Linked DNA regions of Homo sapiens: regions 2 and 3 are each linked to region 1. Evidence: chromatin loops called from intact Hi-C (ENCODE). Cell type or tissue: endothelial cell of umbilical vein. All regions are shown on one strand.

Region 1 (8,000 bases):
CCACATCACTTCTTTCATTTTGTTTTCCTTAGTCTTGGTCTTTGCTGTTATCTCAGGCACTTCTGCTAGTCTCCAGTTGTGCATCTAAGTATATGTTTTTGTTCTTTGTTTTTTAAACTATTTTCTAGATTTTGTTTAATCCAGCCATATCTTGGGATTTCTGCCTTTGCTTTTCCCTGGTAGTGTTGACTTTCAGTTCTTGGCTATAATCTTTGTCTTTTCCAACTTCTGACAATCTTTTCAGTTCTTCTAAAGTATTAATCATGTTACCACTTCTTTGTACTACTTATTGTATTATCATTTTTCTTTTATTTAAAAGAAAAAAGTAATCTAATTTGGTTTTCCCATTTTTTGCTTCTGTTTCTAGTTATATTTCTTATCCCTGTGATTATATAAATTCATATAAAATACATGTGAAATATATTTTAATTTAACTTGAGTATTTTTTTCTTGTATTATCCAAGTTGGTTTTATTAACTCTTGGTATTTTTATTCTGTCATCTTGTGGTTTGGCCAAGATTGATCAGGAGGGAAATATCCATTTGGCCACTTTCCAGGGTGTTGGGTGGCAGAACTGCAGGCTGATCCCGAGACTGCTTTCCTCGTGAATTAGGTGCTATTTCCATGACTCCACACTCACCTCAGCACAGAGACTCAAGCCATTTTTTCTCTGATTTACTGTCAGCCCTAGTTCATTTCAGAGTGCTAGGCTTTCTTTAAAATGTCAAGGAGTTGCCTGAGTGGCTCTGCTCTTATGGTATAGCCAAAAAGCCATTAAACCAGCTGGGCTGCTTTGTGTTGCTGGGTCAGGCTGACCCAGGCCATGCAAAGCCACTCTCAAACAAATTTTTCACGTATACCCCTAAAAATTCTATTAAACACTGACTTTTCTTCATCGTGGAATTAGAGTTCAATTGCACTCTACAAAATGCTGAGCCTTGTGACTGAATTTTTTTTTTGTGACCTTAAGGTAGTCAGCCTCTGTGTACACAGTTTAAATTATCTGTAAACATGCATGGCTGCTTAAATTAAGTATAAAACATGACTTGCTTTTGTAAAACACTTTGAGGCCCTGTGATATAAAATGCCAGAAGAGTGATAGGATTCTGTATATGAACAACCAATTGTTGTAATTGTTTCTTTTTTTTTTTTTTTTCCTGAAAAAATCTCTTGGGCCAGGTGCGGTGGCTCATGTTTGTAATCCCAGCACTTTGGAAGGCCGAGGTGGGCGGCTAATGATGTCAGGAGTTCGAGACTAGCCTGACCAACATGGTGAAATCCCGTCTCTACTAAAAATACAAAAATTTGCTGGGTGTGGTGGCGCGTGCCTATAATCCCAGCTACTCAGGAGGCTGAGGCAGTAGAATCGCTTGAACCTGGGAGGCGGAGGTTGTAGTGAGCCGAGATCATGTCAGTGCACTCCAGCCTGGGCAACAGGGCAAGACTCCGTCTCAAAAAAAAAAAAAAAAAAAAAACTCTTATAAAAAAGTCAAGGTTATGAAATTTTCTAGACAGGGAACAACTTTAGTATTATGAATAAATAATTGTTAAGTACCAAATTGTGTTTTAAAGACTCTACTTCAAATTAATAAATATGGATCCCTCACTAAGCCAAAGACTACTTAGTTCAAAACTTTCACACAGAATGGAATAGTCAGAATAGAAGTTGTGCTGTGTTCATTTATGATTAGTAAACTTTACTTTGAAATACTAAATTCAGTAGATTAAGTTTTTTTCAAAGCTTTAGGCAAATTTACATGCAGTTACTTGGGAAATATTTTAAAACTAAGAAATCTTTTTTTGAGGTCAGTATTAGGATTTAAGGAAAATAAACATCTTATTAAAATATGTAGAATAAATGGTATCTAAGTGAACTGATGAATTTTTCTTTCTCTGTTTGCAGTGACCATGAGTGTTTTATTTCTGAGTTTGAAACGAGATAACATTTTTATGATTTGTATTATGTTTTCTATGAGACTCATCTGAATTGCATAATCTCAATCTGCTGAGTAAAATAGTTTGGCCTTTTGCAAAAGCCACCCCTTTGCTAGCCTTAAGCGCTTCACTTGTTTGAAGGTGGGGAATCCTGCAGAGTCTTAGATCTTGGGTACCAGCTGACTAAATGTATAAATTACTAATTCCTACATGGATAGAGGGGGTGATAGCCATATTACTTTTAAAATAAATGAGAGAAGGAGGCCACATGAAAGAAGGCATGAAATATCAAATTCTCTCTATGTGAAATAGCCCCCTCCCGGGTTCTTCCTACTTATCTAACTACAGATCCTTCGTAGTACTCCTGGCCTAGGCACTCCATCTTAATTAAAAACATGAGAACAGTACCTCTCTCTCTTTTTTTTGATGGGAAAGAAGCCCAGTTTTTACACAAGGTATCTTGACCCTACCCATGTTGTGCTATAGCACATCACTAGTTCATGCTGACTTTATCTTCTTCAGACTGTCATGAGTTGGATTGCATTGTCCTGCCCCTAGACAAAACCAGACTTTCCTTCAGTGTGTGTGTGTGTGTGATATTTTTCTCCGGAGCAGCAGTTCCCTTCTTTCTTACACATTTTGATGAGAAGACAGTAGAGCCACTCTAAGCGATGGCGATAGCTCTTAATGACAGTAAAGCATCAAAATAGTTATTCTAGGAGAATTGCAGAATATTGTAAGCAGGGATTATAATTGGTTAAAAAGATTTTTTTAATAAAATAATGTTCTGATGGCTTTCAGTTTTTTATGGCCATTTTAGATTACCTTAACATATAAATTGCATATGAAATTCTGTATGATATTTAGCAGGAAGGAAAATGTCCTTTACCTTAACCAAATATTTATATAATAATATTTTGTGATAGTCTGACCATGATTCATTGTTGAAAAGTACAAGTGATCAATTTAAGTTTTTAAGTCTGAGATTGGGTTTTTATCTCAATCTTCTAATAAGGTTGAAAACATCACCATTTATGATTTTTTAAAATGACCACTTGTCTATCCATTTTGTATTCTACTTCTAACTGGGGTATATGTTTATACTGTTTCAGGCCTCAGTAAATGTTCATTACATGATGATAAAGTCTAACAGTTATACAAGACTGTTCTAAGTGTTTTATACAAATTAAGTTAATATTCCTAAAATCTCGGTGAAATAAGTACCACTATTATCCCATGAGAAATTGAGGTCTATGTTAGTTAAATCTTAAAGTTAGTAAGTGGCAGCAGTAGAATTTCAACCCAGGCACTCTGGTTCCATTCTGTGTTTTTAACCACTTTGATGTAATGCTTCAATATAAACAAAATTACATTTTATCCTGTTAACAGATATTAAAGTATCTGTGTGCTGGACGTTGTACTAGCTTTAGAGTATGCAGCAGTGAACAAGATGGGCATACTCCTTGCTCTTTAGAAGCTTGTAGTCTAGTGAAGGCTTATGGAATTTATTAGTAGAGGTTTTATGTTCGTGGACTCCTCAGTATCATGGACACAGAGAACCTCAATGGGGGATGTGGGATGGTACCTTTGAGGTCATACAGGCTAACCTTTACCTCATTCATTAGTCCCAGTTATATACCCTTGTTCAGCCATGGAGAACTTGGCCTCTCATAGGCAGCCCACTTCATTTCAAGGCAGCTCTAATTATTAACATATTCTTCCCTTTAATAAATATCAGGAGCTACAAGGTACTGTTAGTATTCCTGAGAGTTAGCTAGCAAAGAATTTAACCATATCACCCCCTCAGCATATTTTCTTTATGGAGAGGACTATAAATGTTACTTAGTAAGAACTTCCAGCTCTATTTAACTTATGTGGCAGCAACTTACGCAGTTAAATACTGTTAATTACATCAGGACTTGTTTCCCAACTTGTAGGTCAAGGATTTTTTTTAATGACAGGTGCTGACTCTACGTGATTTAGATTTCTTGAGCAGTTTCAATTTCAGATGGTGCAACTAGATTGTATTTTCTAGGTAAATAATTTTCTGTCTACACTAGGTGGCAGTAGATAAAAGAGAATAAAACGTATGCAAGCAGTCTCTGGACAGGGAGTCTTAAGATTAAAAGGAAAACAAGTCACTCTCACATTTCTGTTCTTTACCTCAACTCTGGACTTAGAGTTAATGGCAGGAGGCTGTGTTTGATTTCTGCTTTATGGGACAGCCAGGAAGAGATAACGGTTTTGGCTAGCTGAGCTGATTGCCCCTCATCCTTACCATGCACAGCTTTATTCCTTCTTTACTATAGCATTGCAGTTATATCTCCCCTTTAACACACTGGCTGGATAATTATAAAATGATTTTACTGTTTCTAAAACTACAGCCATACCCATCAAGCATGGTAAGTGCTTTAAAAATTATTCCACTCCTCTTATCACTGGCCAAGTCTTCATCACTACAGACCTGGATTAACGCTGTAGTGTCCTCACTGCCGTCCCTAATGTATTCATGACACTTTATGTGTCTGTCAGATTACTCTTTCAATTCAGCACATTGTAGCTTCCAACTTTCTGTGCCTTCCCAAATTCCTTCACCCTTCACAATTTGACCCTTGACAATCTTCTTTCTAACCCTGTGTGAAAGTATGTCAGCATTCTTCCACTATGCCATGAAGAATGCTCTTTTACTCATCTCCCTCTCTGTTTTTGTTTTCTAGATCTTTTATTAAAGAGCCGTCATATGCCGTGTTTCCTCCATAGGAAGTCTTTCTCACTGTCTAAGCCAAGCTTGTCCAGCCCACAGGTCACATGCTGGCTTTGAATCCAGCCCAACACAAATTCGTAAACTGTCTTAAAACATTATGAGATATTTTTGCAATTTTTTTTTTTTTAGCTCATCAGCTATCATTAATGTTAGTGTATTTTATGTGTGGCCCAAGACAATTCTTCCAATGTGGCCCAGGGAAAGCCAAAGATTGGACACTCCTGATAAGCGCTCAGTCAATAGTTTCTTCTTTAAGGTTCGTTAGTACACTTATTGGTACCATTCATTTGATATAAAACTCTGCTATCTTTGTTGCTCTTTGTTTACTTCTTTGTATTCATAATGTTTCAATTTTATTTTTAATTTTTATGTCTTTTCAAATTCTGAAATAGCCTCCCTCAAAGTTAGTCACCACTCTAGGTAATCATTCTGTTGCTTTTCTTTGTAACTTTATATATTTGAATCTATAATTATTGTTTAATTTTGAATGAGTTTGAACTTTATGTAAATGGAATTATATTGAATGTATATTTTCCGTAACTTACTTTTTAATTTAACATTAAAGTCCTGAGATTCATACATATGAATTCTGAATTCATGCATTCATAAATTGTTTTCACTGCTGTATTGCATTCCAGTGAATTTGTCACTGTAGTAATTCTTACAGCCTGTTTAACTGTTGATAGACACTTAGGGTACTTCCAATAGTTTTTTGGCCATTACAAACAATGCTGCTACAAACAGTGTTGGCGTCATTGAGCTTTCTAGTTTTTGCAGTCTAATAGGTATTAAGTGGTATTTTGCTTTAATTTCACTTTTCTCATTACGAATATTCTGAATATATTTATTTTCCATATACAGCACTCTGTTTTTGAGTTATTTATGATACAGTTTCTACTTATTTGAGCCTTTTTTAATGTTAACATAAGTTTTATTCTTTTCCATAAGGTCTTACTCTTTTTTGTATGTTTATTCTGATGTATTTTTAAACTTCTTTGATATTGTAAATGGTGTCCTTTAAAATTTTGCATTTTCTAACTGTGTGCTAGAATGCAGAAATGCAGTTGATTTCATATATTGATTTTGGGACTAACTTAAACTCTGACTATTCTAATGATTTAGCAATAAATTCTAGATAACATTATATATGAATGAGAATATTATTTCTTTCTAATTGTTATCTTAATACCTTTTATTTCCTTTTCTTACTGAACTGGCTAGGATTTTTTTCTTCATCTTTTGAGGTGGGTCATTTTATTTTATTTTTAATATTCCTTTTTAGGTAAATTACATTGATTTTCTAAAGTGAAAACCTTTTATTTCTGGGGTGAATTCAACCTTACCAAAATGATCTTTTCTTATACGTTGATAGAATTGGTAGGCTAACATTTAGCTTAAAATTTTTTTTATCCATAGTAATGAATATACCAATATATTTTAATTTTAGAATATATTAGAAAATGCCCTCCAGGTTTTTACAAATAGTATTTGGTTTCTTATGGTATGAAAATCTCATAATTTTTTTTTATGTATATACACAGATTAATCCAAAGCTTGAGGTAATCGATTTGCAGATCTCTACTCCCCCTGTTATGGATATCCTTTCTTTTGATTCTACCACAGTAAGTCGGGTTTTTTTTTTTTTTTTTGACACTTAAGTGGCATTTAATCATTTGGCATAATCCATTTTCCTTTAAAAAATGTTGGGGGAGGAGATAAAACGTGGCCTATGTAGCCTAACATTTTAGTATAGGAAAAACTTTATAGTCATATTTACAATGCATCTAAATAGTTTACCACAAGGGGGGAGCAGCAACAATTTCCAGGAAAGCTTTTTTTTTTTTTTTTTTTTATACTTTAAGTTTTAGGGTACATGTGCACAACGTGCAGGTTAGTTACATATGTATACATGTGCCATGTTGGTGTGCTGCACCCATTAACTCGTCATTTAACATTAGGTATATCTCCTAATGCTATCCCTCCCCCTGCCACCCCACCCCACAACAGGCCCTGGTGTGTGATGTTCCCCTTCCCAGGAAAGCTTTTACTTTGAGGTCCCTGAGCTCAGTCTAATCCATACCCACTGTCTCACGTATTAAGATGCCACCCAGGTAACATTTCACATGCTGTTGCAGAGCAGATTCCCTATTGTGTTATTTGTCCTTCAGAGGTGCTAAACTTACTTCTAGTCTTCTCATTAGAAGCTGTAAGAAAAACAGCACTGCCGTTGGTTAATCTCTTTTGATGGATTATCCATAAATTAAGAAGTATTTCTAATACTTACAATTTTGTTGATAGAAATTACATATATAAAATTTATTTATTCAGTGTTTTCAAAATTTTCAAAGATTAAGAATTTTAGCCTTTCCATTTAGGATTCTGCTAATTCTTTCCAAGGCAAATCACTGCCACAGTTGATCCTGCTAGTCAGTGCAAAACTAATCGTAAGAACAAATGGGAAGAACAGCGTGGTCTTTGACGACACTACTGCTATGATGTCAGTTTAGTTAAATATTTTGGGTACATTTTTAATTTGTAGCCAAAATAAAACCCTGACATTATGACATTACAAATTCTCTAATAGATCTCAAGAATAGTATTTATTGTAGAGGAATTCTACAGAGGACTAGTCCATTTTGAGTCTATCTTGTACCAGAAACCATTCTAATTATTCAAGGGTCCTTTCAGTGTTAATCCCATAGCAGAGAAGCCTCCTAGATCTCTCATTAGGAGTTTCAGTGACAAAAACGAAGTGAGGGTAACCAATGAGCTGATGGTTAAAGGGAATTCCAAGAATCACTGGTGACCACTAGGACTTCAAATCGATCTGTGTTCTTGTTTCTTACAGTATTCATGTTTATAACTCTAGCAGCATTGCTGCATTAATAATTTAAGAAATTAAAAATTAATGGGATGTCTACAACTTGCCACAGTGCTTGGCTTATAGTAGGTGTTCAGTACGTTTATGTTCAATGAATTACTCCAAATGCATGTTGTAGAAATTTACAAAATCTGATGAGTTAGGTTTTCCCCCTGTAGCGAGAAGGAGCAAACAGGAGGTTTATGAGATGTGCTGCCTCCTTGTGAGGTAGTCAGTAGACTAAAATTGCACATTTCTGGCCTAGAAAATATCATAGATCATTAAAAATCTTTGGTCCACCTTTTGAGACTCACTGTCTCTCCCAGTACCCTTCAAGTTTTGCAAAGCCTCATTACGTGAGGAATCCAGACAGTTTTGACAGACAGTGCTATTGAGGTGGGCATAACTGCCTCTTAGCAAGGGACAGCAGGATGTCCCTTG
Region 2 (8,000 bases), 120 kb after region 1:
GTTAGTTGTTGGAAAGCAGTATGAATGCTGAATGTTATCCAGTTGAATGATGCGGTGATACTGGTAACAGTGAGACAGTGGGTAACCTGAGCCCAGCAGGAAGAACTGTGGGCTGGAAGCCTGGGAGAAGTGAATCTCCAGGCATTGTAATGCATTTCCTATTACAAAGGAACTCATTTTCAGGCCGTGTCGACATCCTGTTCCTCCTAATGGGCCGTCCCCTGTGACTTCCCTCTCTCTTTTAAAATGCCTGAATACCTCCATTGTTAGCTGCACAACATTTGGAGCATAATTTAATAGACCCTTGCAGTCTGGTTGTCTGTGTAAAAGGCATTCACGAACATATTGCAGGGTTTCTGGTATTCACATGCCGAGGCAAAGAATGCACCCATTAAGGAGTTTTTTGTTGGCAGAAACTTAATACAAAAGCTCTCTTTTCAGAAAATATCTGAAATATGTAATTGTGTCCAGTGTACATGTTTCATTTCAGTGATACATTTTCTGCTGCTTGTAGGGCTCAACTGCCACACACAACTATTATTATTATTATGTTTTCAAGTTCAGTTTTTAGACTGATCATTCACAAAGGGTGGTTTTCAGTCTGCTGAGATCTTGCTTTTCTTTTTGTGTTCACAGATGAAGCCCGGGGCAAGAACTGTGGTGTCTTGGTACATTGCTTGGCTGGCATTAGCCGCTCAGTCACTGTGACTGTGGCTTACCTTATGCAGAAGCTCAATCTGTCGATGAACGATGCCTATGACATTGTCAAAATGAAAAAATCCAACATATCCCCTAACTTCAACTTCATGGGTCAGCTGCTGGACTTCGAGAGGACGCTGGGACTCAGCAGCCCATGTGACAACAGGGTTCCAGCACAGCAGCTGTATTTTACCACCCCTTCCAACCAGAATGTATACCAGGTGGACTCTCTGCAATCTACGTGAAAGACCCCACACCCCTCCTTGCTGGAATGTGTCTGGCCCTTCAGCAGTTTCTCTTGGCAGCATCAGCTGGGCTGCTTTCTTTGTGTGTGGCCCCAGGTGTCAAAATGACACCAGCTGTCTGTACTAGACAAGGTTACCAAGTGCGGAATTGGTTAATACTAACAGAGAGATTTGCTCCATTCTCTTTGGAATAACAGGACATGCTGTATAGATACAGGCAGTAGGTTTGCTCTGTACCCATGTGTACAGCCTACCCATGCAGGGACTGGGATTCGAGGACTTCCAGGCGCATAGGGTAGAACCAAATGATAGGGTAGGAGCATGTGTTCTTTAGGGCCTTGTAAGGCTGTTTCCTTTTGCATCTGGAACTGACTATATAATTGTCTTCAATGAAGACTAATTCAATTTTGCATATAGAGGAGCCAAAGAGAGATTTCAGCTCTGTATTTGTGGTATCAGTTTGGAAAAAAAAATCTGATACTCCATTTGATTATTGTAAATATTTGATCTTGAATCACTTGACAGTGTTTGTTTGAATTGTGTTTGTTTTTTCCTTTGATGGGCTTAAAAGAAATTATCCAAAGGGAGAAAGAGCAGTATGCCACTTCTTAAAACAGAACAAAACAAAAAAAGAAAATTGTGCTCTTTTCTAATCCAAAGGGTATATTTGCAGCATGCTTGACTTTACCAATTCTGATGACATCTTTACGGACACTATTATCACTAAGACCTTGTTATGGCGAAGTCTTTAGTCTTTTTCATGTATTTTCCTCATGATTTTTTCTCTTTATGTAGTTTGACTATGCCTTACCTTTGTAAATATTTTTGCTTGTGTTGTCGCAAAGGGGATAATCTGGGAAAGACACCAAATCATGGGCTCACTTTAAAAAAAGAAAGAATAAAAAAACCTTCAGCTGTGCTAAACAGTATATTACCTCTGTATAAAATTCTTCAGGGAGTGTCACCTCAAATGCAATACTTTGGGTTGGTTTCTTTCCTTTAAAAAAATTTGTATAAAACTGGAAGTGTGTGTGTGTGAGCATGGGTACCCATTTGATAAGAGAAATGCATTTGATTGTGAAGAAGGGAGAGTTAAATTCTCCATTATGTTCGTGGTGTAAAGTTTAGAGCTGGAATTTATTATAAGAATGTAAAACCTTAAATTATTAATAAATAACTATTTTGGCTATTGAATGTGTGTTTTTAAAAACTCAGTTATACCTATGTGTGAAGTGACACATTTTAGAACTTTTTCATTCAGGGATTGATTTTGACTTGTAGGCATAGTAGGGCAAGGTTCTTTTAAGCTTTTCCTAGAACGTTTTTCAGCAGCAGTTTATGAAATTCATCGTTTGCCACGAATAAAGATGACATCCTAGAATGGACCGACTGTACCGTGTATATGAACAATACCTCTTATGAGTATAGTTCCGGCTTAAGATTTTAAAGCCCCTGAAGAAAAATGAACCTATAGAGCATAGCTTGCTGAGGAATACAATTTGGATATTAACCACAGAGAGGTGTAGCAGAATACCAAGATGACAGCCACATGTTAACCTCCTCCCTATCCTTCACTGTCAGGATCTTCTGCTTTATAATGCTGAGATAATGCCAAAGAGGAAGTAGGGATAATTCTTTTTCCAGTCTGTTGTCATGGGCAATTCTACCTGCAGATATCCTAGTGTGAGAATGCTGAATCCAGAATGATGTCTCCACTTTTTCCCCTAGCATGCGCATGGCAAGGCATATCTAAGCTTCCTCACCGTGTCAGGATATGGCTTTAGAATTTTACATTGGCACTTAGGAGGCAACTTTGTCATCCCTGTTGTAATGTGCTTTTTTGTTTAACTGGCTTGGGATGTGGGTCAGAAACCCTTATTGAAACTTGTGGGGATTATTTTAGTTTCTTTTCAAGCTAAAGACTTTATATCTTGCCATTTTTCTTGGGACCTACCCTCTCCTTACCTCAAATGTAAAAATACACAAACCAAAATAAAAGGCAGGTGTATGGAATCAAAAGAACTAGAACGTACTTATATTTGGGGCTCTTTTTGCATGAGCTCAGTCCCTTCATGTGAAGTGGGGAGAAGAATGAGCTTTTCACCTACATGGCACATGAGTTGACTGCTTGGTCGTCTACACTAACTTAGGAGGCAAGTGGCCTTCATTCGATGGCAATCATATAAAACTGTCCATGGTGATTTTTAAGCAACTAAGTATAAAAAGCAAACAGAAATAGTGCAAATATATATATATACCAAGTCAGTCTGTCCTATTTGGGTGTCCCAAGTCAGCAAGAGCACAGAAAGGAGAAGTGGATTGCAGTTCAACTTGGCTCGTGTTAATCCAGTTCTGAACGGTTTCCGCTCCTGGCATTCCCTAAACTGCCTGTTCAAAGTAAGGATTTGCAAGCAGCGTTAGCAATTTCCTGTCCAGCTGCAGCTCAAGTAGCTGGGTGCTTTTCCCCCCTTTCTTTTCTCTGATTTCTTTTCTCTTTCTTTTTCTTTCTTTCGTTTTTTAAAAAAATATGGGCTGTGGATAATTTTAGTGCATTTCCTCTTTGTGGATTATTATCTCTTTCCTCCTAGAACCTGCATACATTGAGTTCCTACTGCTTGGCTCAAGCCGACAGCTGGCCTCCCCAGCACTTCCTCTCGTTTTACTGTGGGTTTGTTGTTTGTCAGTCCACTTCTGAAATTAATAATGTTTTCTGGCTAAGTGCCACAAGCCATTACCACAAAGGGGAAGTAACACATATGAATAGCAGGAAGCCATGCAGGGTCACAGTGTGAGCTGAACCTGTGGAGGGAGCATAATTGAGCCTGGCCCATTCAGCAAGTGTCTGACTGCAATTTGGGGAGAGGGAGCTCGCTGCATCTAAGCAGCTCAAGCTGTGAAAAAAAAAAAAGTTTCCAATAAATTGGGAGCAAATGGTCTTTGTCACCAGTCTGAATAAAGGAGAGAGAGAGTATGAAGAGCTTAGAGCCTCCATAAAGTTGCAATGTTTGAGGTTTCTCCCCCTTCTCCTGACATATTGTTTCAGAAGGCTGGTGAACAGAGGGGTGCCTGTTTCCCTCTATTCTCACCAAAGGACTCATGTTAAATGGGTGGTTTTTACGGTTCACATAGGCCAGAAGATTCAAAGAGCTATTCTCTTTCCTTCTTTTTCTTCTGTGGAAGGTGGAAGGTTGTAACTGACAGCATGGGCCCCCACCTCTCTCTGTGCCTCCCTTTCTTCCAGCTATATCAGGGCTCCTCTGGTTCCTTTGTGCTTGCAGTAGCCGCGTGAAGGCGATCATTTTGCATCTTGGAGTTGGGCTGGCTTCCTGAATGGAGCCCGCACGGTTACTAGGGCAACCTTTGCCAGCAGCTGCAGTTCCACCGCCTCCTTCCTCACCTGCTGTCCCCATTAGTAGCTTCCTCAGGTCTCTGAGAAAGCGCTACCTTTCCTGGCCTTTTGCAGGGGCAGGGGGGTAGGGTGGGGTATGGCTTTTGGGAAGGGGAGGTTATCAGCAGGTTTCCTGGGAGCTGCAGGAGACAGAGATTGCAGTGGTTAATAGTATGAACTGGTCTTAGCGTTAAAATAGGAATGAAAAAGGGTTATCTGGGGATAAAAATACCAACACAGTCTTCAAAGGAATGAAAACTGAGACTTGCACCAACCTTGACAATTAGGAGACCTGAACTGTAGCTGCTGCTTTCTTGCTAATGAATCAGGTAGCCCTGGGCAGGGCACCCAATCTTACCGCATTTCTTTTTTCTTGTCTGTAAAAATGAGGGAGTTTTTACCTCCCATTCTAGGATTCTCTCATAATTCCAGCTTCTGTTCATGGATTGGTGACACTTATTACATGATAAAATGAGGTGCGGAGCAGGTGAAACAAATAACTAACATTTATCATGAGTACCAGATACTATACTTTGTATCTCATTTAATCTTCAAAACAGCTCTGTGAGATAGGTCCTATTATTATCTTTATTTTGCAAAGAGGAAACTGAGGCAGAGAAAGGCCAATAAAGCCTAAAGCCACCTTTATGGGACACCTGACACATAATGTTAGAGAAGGTTTGCATATCCAGTGCTTGTTACTGCAGAACTGAACCTTGAGCCTTTGGCTCTTCCTGTTGGAAACTGCTTGTCATCAGTATTTGCTCCCCTTTATAAAGTCTCATGATGTCGGCTAGGAAATGCTGTCCCCATTATACAGCTGAGGAAGTGGAGGAAGCAGAGGTTAAATGACTAGCCAAATTCCATGTGAATTCCACAGCCACATGGGAGGCCCCAGCTGGTGTGCTGTCAGAGAGGTGTCCACCGGGGGTAAACTTCCATCCTCCTTCTCCGCAGAGAAGTTGCTCTTCCTTGGTCCCATTGGCACTTAAATTATAAAACTACTTTTCCTAAGTATCTCTAAAATGGCTACCAGCTAGCATAGGGCCTGACCCTGACCCTTGCCCATACTCCCCTTTCAGGATGACACAACTAAACTGGCCCCAAAGAAGTTCACTTCCTCACTCTTATCCCTCCTAGAGGCAAACTGGGAGAGGGAGGTGGGTCAGGGGAAAGGGGAAGGGTGTGAAGAAGCAAGGAGGAGAGGCAGAAGACATATATATGGTGCAGGTCTACAGAAGAAGAGAGGTAAACTGACCAGCAAATTAGCAAATAATGGAGATGGGGGTTTTTAGGATACAGCCAGGGCAGATCATGTGGTAGCTGGCTGTAAGAAAATATCCTTGAAATGTCCTCTTAAAAAAAGTCAGTCTTCAGACTTTCAGCTGCTTCAGAAGGATTACTTTGGGTGTAAATTTATATGCAGTTCCTCACACAGCCATAATCGTTTTCGGAAAGATCCTGCAAGACTTTCAAATACCCTTGTTCCTCCCGTGTTCTCACTGCTCACTTAGCAATTGGCCCTGAATCAGTCCAGTTATGGTGAACGAATTTTCAAACTTCTTTAAAGTCCAAAATCGATTTCCTGAGAATATTGAAGGGCACAGAACAAAGTTCAAACAACTCACAAATATTTATCCAGGCCTTGGTGTGCATTGCACTGGTTCGATGAAACAAGTTAAAAATAAAAGGCAACGAAAGACCTCCCAGGAGCCCTCAGAGGCTGAAGGCAATGACCCGTTTCTAGATGGAACCGCTAAAGTGCCCAAATCAAAGAGGAGCCCTGAAGAAACTACCGGGCAAGGTCTTGTATTTCCCTATCTGCTTCCAACTAACATTTTAGATCCCACATTTTATTTTTTTATATAGGAAAGGATTAATGGCCCACATGTATGCAATTTGACCCACTCACTTTCTTACTTTGTCATGGAAAACACCACTAGAGAAGGCGTGCATATCTATTAGCCATCACTGATGTAATAAAAACATGTTAAACCACCATACCGTCAAACATGAACTCTCAGACACTCAAAGGAAAAGTGAGGAAATATCATTCACTTTTTGATAATGACATCCGAGAAAGCACGAAGCAAGTCTGGAAAAGGTTGCTAATTCTAAAGAATTCTGTTTCCTACTTTTGGGGAAAATCTAAGTATTTATCACGTTAAGTATTTTTCATTGGGTCCAGTTTAATTCCTACTGCAAACACGAACAGAAGGAGGAAAGAAAGAGCGGAAGGAGCAGCAGGGGATCTTCGGGTGTACCTGGCTCTCTGAAAAATTGTAGCAGGAATACCCTTTTATCTTATGTTCCATTTATTTATTGCTACATTACAAAGCGCCCCAAAACTTAGTGGCTTCAAATAACAGTCATTTATTTTGTTCCTAAGTCTGCATTTGGTCAGGGCTCAGCAGGGGAGGCTGGCCTCTGATCAGCGCAGTTTTGTCAGGGGCAGCTCAACTGCTGGCCAGAGGATTCATTTCTAAGATAGTTCACTCACTTTGCTGGTGAGTTGGTTTTGGCTTTGGCTGCCCACTGGGACCTCTGCCAGGGGCCGGGGCTGGGGACTTTGGTTCTCCATGTGGCCTAAATTTCCACATAGTATGGTGGCTGGGTTCCATGGGTGAAATCCCCAGAGAGAGAGAGAGAGAGAGAGGCTGGTGGAAACTATGTTGATTTTTATGACCTGCTCAGAGGTCACTTCTGCTGCATACAAAGTTTAAGGAGAAAGAACGTAAAAATCCATCTTTTAATGGAGGAGAGGAAAAATTCTGAAAAAGCACAAGAGATGGAAAATATTGTTGCAGTTGTTCTTGGAAAGTACAATGTGCCACATCTTGGTTGCGTGAATGTTGTTTCAATGTGGGACTGTGAGAGTAATAGTGAGTACCCACGGAGATAGATATGAAAGTGTTTAGCCATACTAATTTCTTGGTTCAATCTTGAAAACATTCAACAACTGCTATAATTGTTCCTTTATTCCTATTTTTTTCATCTGTTTCTAACGTTAACAGTAGAGTAATGCCGTCAAAACACTCTTTAAAGGCCGGGTGCGGTGGCTTACGCCTGTATTTCCAGCATTTTGGGAGGCTGAGGCGGGTGGATCACGAGGTCAAGAGATCGAGACCATCCTGGCCCACATGGTGAAACCCTGTCTCTACTAAAAATACAAAAATTAGCTGGGCGTGGTGGCGCACGCCTGTAGTCCCAGCTACTCCGGAGGCTAAGGCAGGAGAATCGCTTGAACCCGGGAGGCAGAGGTTGCAGTGAGCCGAGATCATGCCACTGCACTCCAGCCTGGTGACAGAGCGAGACTCCAGCTCAAACAAAGAAACAAAAAAATTTTTAGATTGACCCATAAAATAAAACAGTTTTTATAAAAGAATATTAATTTTTTTATTTTGTCAGAGAAAACATTATATTTGAGATTGAGTCGCCCAAGTTATTGAGTGTAGCTATGGTATACATTATTTTCATGCAAAATATAGTGTTTCATGTATTACATTATAGTAGGTAATCTTACATTGGTAGAATTTGGGTTTTTCCCCCTAATTTTGACTATTTTGAACAATACTGCTAAGAATACTTTTGTGCATGTATTCTAATGCTCATGTGTACACGTTTCCCGGTGGTTTGCAGAGGAGTGGAATAAGCATAGTTTGTGTAGA
Region 3 (8,000 bases), 1.3 Mb after region 1:
CAGGTTCATTCCCAAGTAAAGTATGCTGATATCAATTTGAAAGAAGATATAATAAAAAGTGAAGTACCCTTACAGACAGAGATATTGAAAAATAAGCTTAAGGTTAATCTTCCAGACCCTGTGTCTATTACTGCACAATCAAAATTATCTCAGATAAATTCTCTTGAAAATCTTATAGAACAGTTACGGAGAGAGCTAGTATTTCTTAGATCTCAGGTGAGTTTTTCTCCAAATTATATTTCTGTGGTTGTTCTTTTATGACGTCTCTAACAAAGTTCTGTAACAATTATAGTTAGAATATTTTTGTTTGCACTTTAACATCAGTTATACACATTGTACTTTTTAAAATCTAAAATGCAGTACATTGATATGAACTCATTGACTTGTCTAATTTATTAAATTTTTCTTTAGAATGAAATCATAGCACAGGAATTCTTGATCAAAGAAGCAGAGTGTAGAAATGCAGATATAGAGCTTGAACATCACAGAAGCCAGGCAGAACAGGTAGTGTAAAGGCAGAACATTAAAAGAGATGATTGTGGTACTAAAGACAAAAACCGTTATATCTTTTTGCCTCTTACCATGGATGTTGGGAGAGGGAGAAAGTGGGATTAAGATCACCATCTGCTTTACTGTTTAGATTTTAGTTTATTTTTATGATTGCTGCTATGTCTTCATAGCTCGTTTTTTTTGTTTTGTTTTGTTATACTTAATTGATCAAACTTTTCTTAACTTGAAAATTATAGACTTGTGATATTTTGTTGAAAAAAATCAATTTTATTCTCTCTGCTTTTTTCAGAATGAATTTCTTTCAAGAGAACTAATTGAAAAAGAAAGAGATTTAGAAAGGAGTAGGACAGTGATAGCCAAATTTCAGAATAAATGTAAGTTACAATTATCTTTTACTTTTCTGTTCTTATTTTTCCTATACTTAAAATCATGGGCCTAAAAGGGCGTTAACACATTCTCTGTTTTCTAATCTGCTTTACTCCTAATTACCTCTGTACTGTATATACTTCAGTCTGTCACTATCCAGTTGATTTGCCTTGCTGTTTTCATTGTGAGAGAATGTTACTAATATGAATTTTTTGTGAGAATATATAACTCCTTTTTCTTGTGTGTTCTTCAATCAAAATGAAGTTAGAACACCAAATTTAAAATACTTTAATATAAAGCATAGTTTAAGTTAAGGCAGAAGTATGCCTTATATACGTGTGTATATGCACGTGATATAAATAGGTCTGTCATTTAACTCAACTATTCACGTTGGATTTATAGTTGAATTTTTTTGTATGTTTATTTACATTTGGATTTTTCCAATGATGTCTTTGGTATATGTGAAATATTTGTCATCTGTATAGCATAGTGTAAATTGTGAAAAAGATCTGATCATCCAATGAGAAAACTGTGTAATTACAGTAAAAGAATTAGTTGAAGAAAATAAGCAACTTGAAGAAGGTATGAAAGAAATATTGCAAGCAATTAAGGAAATGCAGAAAGATCCTGATGTTAAAGGAGGAGAAACATCTCTAATTATCCCTAGCCTTGAAAGACTAGTTAATGTAAGTTATTTTTTTCATGTTAATGTTTTTCCCCTATCACTTTAGAGAGATTTTCTGCTGTGTACAGATCTCCATAGTTTCTGATGAGATATTTTTAGTCATTTGAATCATTGTTTCCCTGTATGTAAAGTGTAGTTTTTCTTGAGCTGCTTTCAATACTTTTCTTCTACCAATTGGATAATTGTTATTAATCTGTCTTCAAGTTCACTGACATTTTCCTCTTTATCTGTGTTCTTTTGGTTCAAGGGTCAGCTTGAGACCTTGAGGAGTTTTTTACACCGACTTTGGAGCTCGTTTTTGCTGACTCTTTTCTTATTGGGATTTTCCTTTCACTTATCCCATGGCTTTGGGCTGTATCCTGTGGTTTTCTAGATGAGAAAGATGATAGATCTCTGCAATTGCACCCTGCCCTATGACTAAATCTTTAAAAATGGCAAAGTCAATCTTTGCTGGTCCTGTCTTCCGTATTTGAGGGGTTTTTTCCCAAAATCTGCTTGCTTTTGTTCATTTTCTAGAACATCTAGGTAGTTTTTTTTCATTCATTTTTTATTTATGGGAGTGTAGATCTCTTAGGAACTTATGCCATCAGAAGTATTATGAAATGGCTTTATTCTAAATGTTTAAAGATTTACTCATTGCTACAAGAAAGATTTAGCCATCACTAATATTCTATATATATTTACCATATAGGGACTTGAGAATTTCACAGGATTCAGTATCTGTATATAAACTTGAATAATATACACATTTTAGATTGTTAATATTTAAGTATATGTCATTTATGTTATCTGAACATATTTAGCGTACATTGTCATATTATTTCCCAAATTTGTGCTTGATTTCAAATGGGAAAAAAATTCTTATTATTTATTGAATTGTTTTTTTAAAAAAATCATGATTAATCAGTAATTGGATACTTTTTAAAATAACACTATAATTGTTAACAGAGAATGAGAGTGATACTGGTATGTTAAAAACTTCCTGAGGCAAGAAAATAATTTGATTCCCATTATATCTTTCTCATACTGACTTTCCTTCTCTGATTGGTGATTTTGTTTTGCCTCTGCCACTTTGAATGTCTAAAATGATTCTTTATGCTTTTTTTATGTGAACATCTTTTGTCCGTGATGATGCCCACTACTGATACTGTGTCCCAGATCAAACTTAATTTTCCAAGGGCAGCTCTACTTAGTGACCAAATGAAAACACAGTGAATAGCCCAAGAAATCCTAACTTCTATTTATGTTGACAATCTCTGGACCTTCCTGAAGCCACTGTTTGCATAGACTTCATTTACTTTTATCCGGGATTGTCATTGTTTTTTCAGATTCATAGGCCCTATCTGAAATTCACAAATCACCTAGCAATACTTCTCTAAGAAATCTTCAGAATCCATGACAATTTAGACCAGACAATGCTGGATTATGCACTTCAGTTCACTTTTTGTTACTACAAGGTATTTTTCAGTGCCCCCAACAGCTATCTTAACTCATTCTCATTTTACCAAAGTCCATGTAGACACGGCACTATTCCTCAATGAGACAACTAACTAGACCACCTTGTTGTCAGTCAGAGTACCTTCCTCTACCTACTTTTATCTTCCTTATATCCTCTTTGAGTTAGTATAAGTTATTACTCTGCATGACCTGCTCTAATCTCCTTCAGGGGAAGGCTTTTACAAATCTACTACCTAGAGTTAAACCCCAGATCACCTTCCTGAGTAGGAGATTGCATTTGGTTCTATTCATTTTACCTTATTTGGCTTCTACCTTCACTTTTTAAGACTTACTTTGCCTTTAACAGTTTTTTCCATACAGTTCATCTAAAGTCCAAATATATTTATTAGATGTGTGCATTGTGTGTATATACTTAGATATGCCACTGTTGGAGATTTCGGGCCAGTGATGCCACTCTGATAATATTTTAATATTTGACATATTATTTTTGCTTACTCATTATTCTTAGATAATATCATGTTATGATACCTTGCCTTTATTTTTATTTATGCTTCAACTATGTGGAGAGGAAGCACTGAAAAATTCACTTAATTGAATGTTGTATTGATCAATTGTTCAATATTGTATTCCATTCCTTTGCGCATGCTTTGAATGCAGGTGCTATATAATTTCAGAGAAAAATACCTCATTTTGACTGTACAAAAACCCCATGTAGGGAGCAGAGCTCACATTGTTTTCCCCTTTTAGAGACAAGAAAACTAAGATACAGAGAATTTAAGTCACTTGCCCAGCTGTTAAGTGACTGATTAAAATTTGAACCCTGGTCATCTTATTCCCGTCTGGTTGTTTTTCTAGTCTACCAGTCTATTAAGATTAGCTAGGTGTTTTTTAATTGTTTTAATGAAGTAATTACTATGCTTGGTAATGTAAATGAAAGTTTTATAGATTCATAAATAAGAATTTGAATTGGCATACTTTATTATCATGCTTGGCAATGAAAATAGGAAAATGCTTAAATGTCCATTTTATTTAAAGACAGACTGTTTTTTACTATGATTTTACTGTTTTTCTCCACATTTCTAATATATAATATAAATTTGCTAGGCTATAGAATCAAAGAATGCAGAAGGAATCTTTGATGCGAGTCTGCATTTGAAAGCCCAAGTTGATCAGCTTACCGGAAGAAATGAAGAATTAAGACAGGAGCTCAGGGAATCTCGGAAAGAGGCTATAAATTATTCACAGCAGTTGGCAAAAGCTAATTTAAAGGTGAGAATTTTATTAAATAAAAGAAAATGCTAAACATAAGAATGTAGATTTAATAGGAAATTTTTAATTTTTTAAAAAGAATGCTTTATGAGAAAATGCCCCTTGAATTAATTCTTTCAATATTAAGAAACTGGATTTCTCTTATAAAATTATAAGTGGAAAATAAGTGCCTTATAAGATTGAAAAGAATACAAAAATTCTAAATCTCATACCTAGGCATTTCTAAGCAGAAACTGAAGTATGGTTGAGGTAAAATTCCTGGCAGGGCATTCACATATCTGTCAATTTGTCTTTCTTTGGGTGTAAGAGTTGTGATTCTCATTGCTGGATTTTTTTTTCCAGATAGACCATCTTGAAAAAGAAACTAGTCTTTTACGACAATCAGAAGGATCAAATGTTGTTTTTAAAGGAATTGACTTACCTGATGGGATAGCACCATCTAGTGCCAGTATCATTAATTCTCAGAATGAATATTTAATACATTTGTTACAGGTATTGAAAATTTTGTTACAGGTATTGAAAATTTTACATGTGAATAACAAAAATCATTGGTAGTATGTTTCTTTATGTTTTTATTTTTATTTTACTTTATTTTAATTTTTCCATCACCAAAGCATGCAGATAGTACTTTTCTCAATATTTAGTCTTCATGTATTCCTGAGTTCTCAAAATAGTAACAGTGAAATATATTTTTTATGGATTTTGATGTTAGATGGATTATAAATAAAAGCAATTTATACCATTCATTCCATTCATCTGCATGAGCAGCATGTTCATACATCTTGTTCGCACACCTGTCATTCATGTGAAATATATGGTTCACAAGCAGAACAACAAGCAGCTATTATAAAGCAGTGTTAAGTAAATGAGCACTTTTATTTCTTGCTGGGTGGAAAACAAAAGAATAAAGTCTGTCAAGGCTTTTTAGTGTCATGATAGAATTGTTCCCCTTTTTGCATTCACAAGTAAAAACTACTTTTTTTTTGAGACAGAGCCTCACTCTGTCACTCAGGCTGGAGTGCAGTTGCGCTATCTTGGCTCACTGCAACTTCCACCTCCTGAGTTTAAGTGATTCTCATGCCTCAGCCTCCTGAGTAGCTGGGACTACAGGCATGCATCCCTGGCTAATTTTTGTATTTTTTTTTAGTAGAGATGGTGTGTCGTCATATTGGCCAGGCTGGTCTCAAACTCCTGGTCTCAAGTGATTCGCCTGCCTTGGCCTCCCAAGGTGCTAGGGTTACAGACGTGAGCCACTGCACACAGCCATAAGCAAAAACTTCTAAACCAAATTATTCTTCATCTTTGTCTTCCCTTTACGCAATAAAATGTTAATCTACCACCAAAGAGGAAAGGGTACTCTACTATACTACCTGCCCTGGGTTTCTCAGTTTTGCTGTCTATATAATGGTCGTTATGAATGTCCTAATGACAGATCCTTTTCATTATTTTATTTGAAATTTGACTATCTATAACATCACATACATTATAAATATAATTACAAATATATGTTCAGAATCAATGAAAATATATTTTTGATTATATGGGCCACTATTTCTCTCTGCTAGGTGATCCATTTGTGAGTATACTTGAGTTATAATTATTAAGTACTCATTTTTATTTTGGAAATTACAGTAATTCATCTTTTTCTCAATATTGGGATTTTTATTATTATTTTATGTTGTCTAAGGACAGCCTTAACTACTTATTAGAATATTGCTTTGTATGTGATATTATTATTTTTAAATGTATAATTTTAACATTATTATTTCTCTTATTTACCTGAGGTATAGGAACACTATCAGCAAATATTGGTAGTATGGCATTGTCGTATTTTTTGAGATAAAATTCATGATTTTTAATCTTTGTATAAGAAATATATCAGAAGTTTGTAGTAGATTAGAGAGTACCAACTGGGAGTCTGAAAAGCTGTCCAAAGTGGCAAAACAGGTACTTAGACTCTCAATCCTAAGGCTGTATAGAGCTATAAACGTGGCAAGACCTTTGGAGTCAGACAGACCCAAACTCAAATGTTGGATCCATGTATATGGAAAGCACCTGACAACAAGCCTAGCATATGTACTTGGTAAAAATGATTGCCAAGTGTAGTGTTAATGAGTTTTTGGATATTGAGTAAGTTATTTAAATTTCAATTTCATCTTTAAAATGAAATAATTGGAAAGGATAATTTGAGTGAGGGTATGAAATTATGTGTTCATAAGAGAGGGTATGTGGCCGAGTGACTAGAGGCGAGTTTATAACTATTCTATCTAATAAAACTTTGTAATCTGGTAATTTGTGTGCTAAAAATAACTTTACCTGTTGTATAGTACTCTTTTTTTATGCCTTAAACTAAAGTGTTCAAAATATCATGGAAAAATGATCTGTGTTGCTTACAGATTTGGTGACTTTTAACTTTCCTATAATGTTGTCAGAATATGAATTTATACTTTCAAATTCAGCATTTATTCTATTGTGTTTTTTTTTGCATTCTTATTTCTAAACCACTTTTCAGGAACTAGAAAATAAAGAAAAAAAGTTAAAGAATTTAGAAGATTCTCTTGAAGATTACAACAGAAAATTTGCTGTAATTCGTCATCAACAAAGTTTGTTGTATAAAGAATACCTAAGGTATAGGTATTAGCAAAACTATAAATATAATTGCAGTATATTCTTGTTAATTGTGAAAGTAACGTAAGAATAATTTATGTTTTGTTCTTCCCTTCTTCTTCTTCCTTTGCAATTGTATTTTTTTTTACTCTGGTAACTACTGTTAGGAACTTATTTATGGAGACAGTGTAGCTTAATGATTACATTAAGCCTGGGATTATCCTGCCTGGGTTTGAGTCATTTAACGTTTGCTTTTTGTAAGAGCTTGAGCAAGTCATCTTACCTATCTGTGTCTCAGTTTCCTTATCTGTAAGTTACTTTGTAAGTAATACCCTTTTCATAGGATTATTGTAAAACGTAAATGAATTATTAGATGAAAATGCTCGGACTAGTGTGTGGCACATATGAACAGTTTGTAAATGTTAGCTGTTGTTAGCATCATTCATCATCATCACAATCATCATTGTTCATATATGTTTATAGGGAACTAACATATTTCTCCTTATTTCTGTCATCTCATCTAAATCAATAGAATGATTTCCTTAATAGGAATTAGAATACCTAATCAAAGGTGATTTAAACACTAAGAATAATTATTATCTGACCTAACCAGAACCACAAAGCTAGTTGTAGGGCAGGTCATATTTGAAGGTTGTTGTTATCGCCTATGATGGTTGTAAAATAGCTGCATGAATTCAAGAAAGATGATGTGCCCATTGAAGAAGAGGAGCATTTTTTTCTACATAGCTTTTATTTTTAAATAAACATTTTTTTCTGGTGATACCTGGCAGACATTGACTCCGATCTCATTTGCTAGAATTGGATCACATGTCCAAGTCTGAACCATTCAGTTGCAAAGAGAATGATACCGCTATACTGGGTTTATGCCAAGAACATTACACATGTTTGTGGAATGCTCATGTGTAGACAACAGTGTCTTACACAACTTCAAAAAAATAATTTATATATAAATATGTTTTAAATTACTTTTTAAATTCACAAGAATTTATGGTATACAACATGGTGTTCTATATATGTATATACTATGCTATACAACATGGTGTTCTATATATGTATATACTATGCTATACAACATGGTGTTCTA

What was found. Peaks named below come from ENCODE experiments on the same cell type or tissue, not always from the same donor. Only the 100,000 strongest peaks of a DNase experiment are listed, where the experiment ranks them.
Region 2: a loop joins it to region 1, with 4 times the contacts of the local background. A loop is called at or near these places in 81 of 110 quality-filtered maps.
Region 3: it touches region 1 in a loop (5-fold over the local background); 8 of 110 quality-filtered maps call a loop at or near these places.

What each region holds. Positions count from the first base shown.
Region 1 is chr12:89,457,959-89,465,958 of GRCh38, reverse strand. The region is part of intron 9 of POC1B-DUSP6 (POC1B-DUSP6 readthrough); the gene reads left to right. It overlaps POC1B (POC1 centriolar protein B), which reads left to right. Exons shown (of 12, transcript NM_172240.3): 10 at 6,241-6,321. Among named protein-coding and RNA genes, the nearest start is that of GALNT4, 63 kb to the left of the region's middle. In endothelial cell of umbilical vein, a CTCF peak has its summit at 4,014 (motif pointing right); DNase peaks (open chromatin) are centred at 4,098 and 4,578; H3K27ac peaks cover 1,379 bases.
Region 2 is chr12:89,342,198-89,350,197 of GRCh38, reverse strand. DUSP6 (dual specificity phosphatase 6) reads left to right here. Exons shown (of 3, transcript NM_001946.4): 3 at 637-2,963. The coding sequence ends at 944. POC1B-DUSP6 (POC1B-DUSP6 readthrough) reads left to right here. Exons shown (of 11, transcript NR_189589.1): 11 at 637-2,133. Among named protein-coding and RNA genes, the nearest start is that of DUSP6, 6.3 kb to the left of the region's middle. RefSeq lists enhancers at 1-475, 3,846-4,025. In endothelial cell of umbilical vein, no CTCF peak of the experiment used is centred here; DNase peaks (open chromatin) are centred at 127, 3,407, 3,627 and 4,147; H3K4me3 peaks cover 1,382 bases; H3K27ac peaks cover 4,406 bases.
Region 3 is chr12:88,107,982-88,115,981 of GRCh38, reverse strand. CEP290 (centrosomal protein 290) reads left to right here. Exons shown (of 54, transcript NM_025114.4): 19 at 800-884; 20 at 1,420-1,562; 21 at 4,124-4,288; 22 at 4,631-4,780; 23 at 6,801-6,916. Among named protein-coding and RNA genes, the nearest start is that of CEP290, 30 kb to the left of the region's middle. In endothelial cell of umbilical vein, no CTCF peak of the experiment used is centred here; a DNase peak (open chromatin) is centred at 4,681; H3K27ac peaks cover 376 bases.